Linked DNA regions of Homo sapiens: region 1 is linked to region 2. A link is a contact called in ENCODE Hi-C data. All regions are on one chromosome and are shown on one strand. Each heading gives the region's core, a stretch centred on a gene start or an enhancer-like site at or near the end of the contact. The rest is flanking DNA. Distances are from core to core; before and after follow the strand shown.

What was found. A loop is a pair of places that touch in the nucleus more often than their neighbours do. Pooled maps may share reads with other maps.
Region 1: a loop to region 2 is called in a pooled map, with 9 times the contacts of the local background. The contact joins two enhancer-like sites. A Hi-C loop is called at or near these places in 2 of 37 single-sample maps with no recorded cell type and 2 of 50 pooled maps.

What each region holds. Positions count from the first base shown.
Region 1 is chr10:124,969,469-124,972,290 of GRCh38, reverse strand. ZRANB1 (zinc finger RANBP2-type containing 1) reads right to left here. Exons shown (of 9, transcript NM_017580.3): 3 at 173-326. Among named protein-coding and RNA genes, the nearest start is that of ZRANB1, 29 kb to the right of the region's middle. RefSeq lists enhancers at 1,370-1,469, 1,560-1,739. Within about 2 kb of position 1,255, at least 7 of the 41 ENCODE cell types and tissues checked have a DNase peak (open chromatin) inside an H3K27ac peak, as active enhancers do.
Region 2 is chr10:124,284,221-124,287,147 of GRCh38, reverse strand. No RefSeq gene overlaps it. Among named protein-coding and RNA genes, the nearest start is that of OAT, 130 kb to the left of the region's middle. Within about 2 kb of position 1,472, at least 4 of the 41 ENCODE cell types and tissues checked have a DNase peak (open chromatin) inside an H3K27ac peak, as active enhancers do.

The DNA.
Region 1 (2,822 bases), core at 6-2,505, 690 kb before region 2:
CAAGTAATCCTCTGTATGCTCACTTCCAGCATATATAAGACAGTCAAGTAATTTAAGATGCACATACAGTAGCTATGTTATGTGCTTTCTAACAGAAACATTTTTCACCTACATACACAAATGTAACTATAATAAAATAAAAAAGTCTTTTTACGTTAGATTTTGGAGTTACCTGCTGGCAATGTAAATGTTACAAGGTCAGTCAGAAAATAGCAAGCAAAATCCCCCTTTCTCTGATGAAGAGAGGCAGCTATCTCTCTCCGGATTTGTTCTGTCAGTTCAGGACACACCATTGCTGGAATACACTTTGCTGCTTGTTGAGACACCTTAAATACAAAAGAAACCTTCCTCTCATCTCATGTATCATAAGTGGAAGCAGAAAACAACAGTATTTAAAAGAAATCAGCAAAATTTCCCAATAACTCAAGGTTTTCTTTAATCTTAAAATACACTGGTATTATTTCCTTACCAATGAAAGTATATACCAGAATAAGTTTTCAGTAACAGTCACAAAAATGTTTTATCCTCTGATTCAGTAATTCTCTTTAAGAATTTATCACAAGGAAATACTCAAAGATGCACATAAAAATGTATGGAAAAGGGTGTTGTTCATAGACACATCACAGGAAGAGGAGAGAGGACAGAAAACCTCAGTAGACTAACCATCGTGCACACAATAAAAACATTCTTTAGAAGCAGAGAATCACAGCTGATAAAGGGAAACTGCAAATACTCTTCTCCCACACCACAAGTTTCAAGTACCCTAACTTGGACTTAAAAAAAGCACGGTATTTAAAGGGTTAGTTCCCACTGACCTCAAGCCCTTTCTTCCTCTCCATTTGTTACCACTCTTGAGTTTTTAAAAAAGCATTTGGCATCTGCAAGTTTAAACACAGACTGCCAACCTCTGAAGCTCAGCCTGACAGGAGTGAGATGGGAGCACTACTGCACAGGCCTCTAAGCAAGAAAACAACAAACCAAAGAAGGCTAGAACTTTCTTTTGTTATTTTTTTATTCTTTTTAAAATGCTAAATAGCAACAAATGTTGCAAAGATTTAATTTAACCTCACATTTCAGTCATATCTAGTTTGTGGAGCTAAATAAAAATACATACACAGAATTCTAAAATCACAGTTGAGCATCTGCGAGTAACAAACAGAATTCAAGGCCAGGCACAATGGCTCACGCCTGTGATCCCACCAACTCTGGGAGGCCGAGGCGGGTGGATTGCTTCGGCTCAGCAGTTTGAGACCAGCCTGGCCAACATGATGAAACCCTGTCTCTACTAAAAATACTACTACAAAAATTAGCTGTAGTCTCAGCTATTTGGAAGGCTGAGGCATGAGAATCACTTGAACCCGGGAGGAGGAAGTTGAAATGAGCTGAGAACGCGCCACTGCACTCCAGCCAGGGTGACAGAGAGAGACTCTGCCAAAAAAAAAAAAAAAAAAAAAAAACCCCAAAGAGAATACCGTGGGAACCCACAGTGAGCCTGTTCCCTGATGTCACCAACCTGGACGATTATCCCAAAGGTAGCCTTCCAGCCACAGTGGGGTGTGAAGCAACAGGTCTTCCAGCCCCTTCTTCTTCTTCTCAAAGAGTAAGGTTTAATGATAATGTTATCTACATCATATATGCAGACAACTAACTGCTATTGCTATTAAAGAAATAATATTTCAAAAACCCTGCATACCCAGCACAGTTACCTGACTCCCTATTCTGAAACTGCAGCTTGGTGCAGTGGCTCACACCTGTAATCCCAGCACTGTGTGAGGCCAAGGCAGGAGGATCATTTGAGCTCAGGAATTCAAGACCAGCCTGGGCAACATAATGAAACTCTGCCTCTACAAAAAACCCCAAAATATTAGCTAGGCATTAGTGGCATGCACCAGTAGTCCCAGCTACTGGGGAGGCTGAAAGGTGAGAGGATCACTTGAGCCAGGGAGGTCAAGGCTGCAGTGAGCCATGATCACTCCCCTGGGCAACAGAGAGAAAGTCTGTCTCAAAAGAAAAGAAAAAAATAAAAAATTTAAAAACTCCTACGTGGAAATTCAGTTCAACTAGACTTTATTGGCCAAGATTACCATTAACCATGAAAATTCTCACTATATCTTAACTCCATGAGCCCAACCATTAGTCAACACTCAAACATGGAAAACCAAATATTAAATATTTTCAGAATATAATTGACTATTTCTCAAGTAACATAGTTAAAATGGCTCCCCCAAAGTAAATTCAAAAATAGCTTATTCCCATCAGCTAGCTCTCAGGCCCTTTCCAAAAACCTGGAAAGACCTTTCCAAAAACCACCTGGACTGGACCCTGACTACCACAAACATTCTAAAAGAAACTTAGCCCCCAAACAACCCCTTCCACCACCATCCTTAAGCAGGATGTGCCCCTGAAGCCTGCCACTCACCTTCTCACCTCCTTCAACCTTATGGTTCTCAACCATCTCCGTAGGCTGGGAGTTCTTAACTTAGGGTCCATGATCTTGGGAATGGTCCATGTACTTTAATGGGAATTTGGTTTTAATTCAAGTTAAATCAATTATCCCCAACTTTTTACCTATATTAAAATGTATTTTCTTATATATCACAAATTTAGTTTAGTATTTTGGTAGCTATTACTTCAATACAACTGATTTCCTTTGTAATCTCATTTACTTCTTATTTTTTGTATTTAAAAACAGTATTCTGGGAAGGAGTCCATAAGTTTCATGAAACTACCAACATGGTCCATGACACAGAAACCGATGAAAATTCCTGCCCCACATACATATCCCCAACTCTAATGTTCTCCTGTTCTCATTCCAAAAGAAC
Region 2 (2,927 bases), core at 223-2,722:
ATTCTTTGGGAATGGCCCCTTAATACTCCCTTGAAGAAAGCACCCTCTTTTCCTCTGAGTGGGGTTGTGTGGTTGACTCCATCTCCTCTACCTCCCTCAAATCATACAGATTGGTTCAGGAATAGGGATGTGGCCCAGCCCAACCAGTGAGACCCAGCCTTGGAAGTTTTGCTGGAAAGAGTTGCTGTTGCTTTGTGGGGGCTGCCAGGCTGGTAGAAGCTAGAATGCTGGGGAGCATGTTTTCCACCTGCTGGAGGATGTCTTCTCGAGAATAGAGCTGACCTAGGGGGAAAGCAGAGTGAGGTGGAGGGAGGTGAGCTCTACCCATCACTGGAACACCTGGATCCAGCTGAGCCTGAAGTAGGATCATGGACTTTTCAGCTTCATGAAACAATGTATTTTCTTTTATGTTTGAGGCTGCTGGTTTGGGTTTCTATCTCTTCTGTCCAGTCATTCAGTCTCCACTGAGAGGCCCCATAGCATGGTGGTTAGGGAAGATCTCAGAACCATGGCCAACTCTGCTACTTACTACCTGTGTGACATTTGGCAAGTTATTCCATCTCTCTGTGCCTCGGTTTTGCAGATTTGATGCTCAAATCTGTGAGGGGCCACCCCAGGGGCTCCTCCTCCCTCTCTGTTCATGCTCCTGTCCCTGAGCAGAGCCCTTTCCTTTCGCATGCAGTTCCAGGCTCCTGCGAGGCCTCGAGCGGTTTCTCATTCAGACCCGGTCCCCTCATCCCTCCCATGCCCACCTCTAAAGCTCCCAGTGAAAACAGAGCTACCGTTCCCTTCCTGCAGGGCAGGGGCCAGGGCACAGCCACCCCCGCAGTCACTGCTAACCTGTTGGGGTTGGCGATGACTTTCTGTCCCAGCGACAGCAGTTGCATTAAAAAAATGAAAACTCGTTTTTAGCACCAAAGTAGTGCATAGACATAGTTTTCTGTTTTGAAAAGTTCAAACAGCATAAAAGGATGTAAAAATAGAAAATACAAGTTTCTCACCTCCTGGCCACCCCAGTCTTATTCCCCAGAGATAACCACAGCTCGCAGTTCCCTGAGTATTTTTGCCGTGCCTCGGCAAAACCATGTGGCTCTGTTTGCTTCTTTCAACTGAAAATAGCCTTTGGAGAGCCTTCATATGGGCGCTTCCGGCTCTGCTGCACGGCTCGCTTGTGTGTGTGTGTTTTCCTTTAAAAACTGTGGTAAAATATGCATAACAAAAAAATGTATCACCGTAACCGTTTTTAAGTGTACCGTTCAGTAGTGCTAAGTACATTCACATCATTATGCAACCAATTTCCAGAACTTTTTCATCTTGCAAAACTGAAATTTTATAACTGTGAAACAACAATTTCCCCTTCCCACCTCCTCCCAGCCCTGACAGCCATCATTTTACTTTCTGTCTCTATGAATTTGACTACCCTAGAGAGCTCATATATGTGAAACTATAGAGTATTTGTCTTTTTGTGGTTGTCTTATTTCACTCAGTAGAGTGTCTTCAAGGTTCATCCGTGTTGTAGCATGTGTCAGAGCTTTCTTCCTTTTTTTTCTTTTTTTTTTTTTCTTGAGACGGAGTTTCGCTCTTGTTGCCCAGGCTGGAGTGCAATGGCACGATCTTGGCTCACCACAACCTCTGTCTCCTGGGTTCAAGCGATTCTCCTACCTCAGCCTCCCGAGTAGCTGGGATTACAGGCATGTGCTACTATGCCCAGCTAATTTTATATTTTTAGTAGAGACGGGGTTTCTCCATGTTGGTCAGGCTGGTCTCAAGCTCCCAACCTCAGGTGATCTGCCCACCTCAGTCTCCCACAGTGCTGGGATTACAGGCGTGAGCCACTGTGCCTGGTGCTTTCTTCCTTTTTAGGGCAGAATAATATTGTATTGTTTGGATATGCCACCTTTTGTTTATCTGTTCATCTGCGGGCGAACATGTGGGTTGCTCCCTCCTTTTGGCTATTGTGAATAGTGCTGCTATGAACATGGGTGGACAAGTAGCTCTTCTAGACCCTGCTTTCAATTCTTGGGTGTGTACCTAGAAGTGGAATTGCTGGATCATATGGTAGTTCTATTTTTAATTTTTGGAGGCACTGCCGTACTGTTTTCCATAGTGGCCACGCCGCTTTACATTCCCACCAGCAGTGGACAAGGGTTCTAATTCCTCCACATCCTTGCCAACGCTTGTTATTTTCTGGTTTTTGATAGTAGCTATAATGATGGGCGTGAGGTAGTATCTCATGTGGTTTTGGTTTGCATTTCCTAAATGGCTAGTCTTGTTTTGCGTGTGTTTTAAAAGATATAATTATGAATATTTTCAATACACTCAAAAGTAGAGATAGAGCCGCCACCCAGATTCAACAGTTAGTAAGATTTTTGCCCTATTTCCTTTCTCTGTCTCCTGAATGATTTCATAGCAAGCCCCAGACACAAGGTCTCATTGCCGCAGAATCCAATGAGCATTTCTAAAACCCTGGATATCTCCTTACACGCCAGCATCACTATCAGCCTAAGTGTTTCTTTGGTATCACTAATATCTAGTCCATAATCAAATCTCCCTGATTGTTTTGAAAATGCATTGTTTCAGTTTTCATAGGGGCCTTCTAGAAGATCTGTGTCTGAGCCCAAAGACTCTTAACTCCATCAATCTTTCGCGAGACAGGTGGCGGGGAGGTTGGGAGCACAGGACACACAGTCAGATCAGATTTAAATCCTGGTTCTGTTGTTGATTGGCTGCTAGGTGGCCTTGGCAAGGTACTTATCCTTTTGAGCCTCAGTTTGTTAACCTGTGCAATGGAGAGAGCCACGGCATCCATGGCCCAGAGATTAAATGCGATAGCATGTGACATGCTTAGCACTGCCTTGGGCACATAATGAGTGTGCAAGACTTGGGAGCTGCTCCTGTCGTTACTATGACTTCAGTGTAATTTTCAC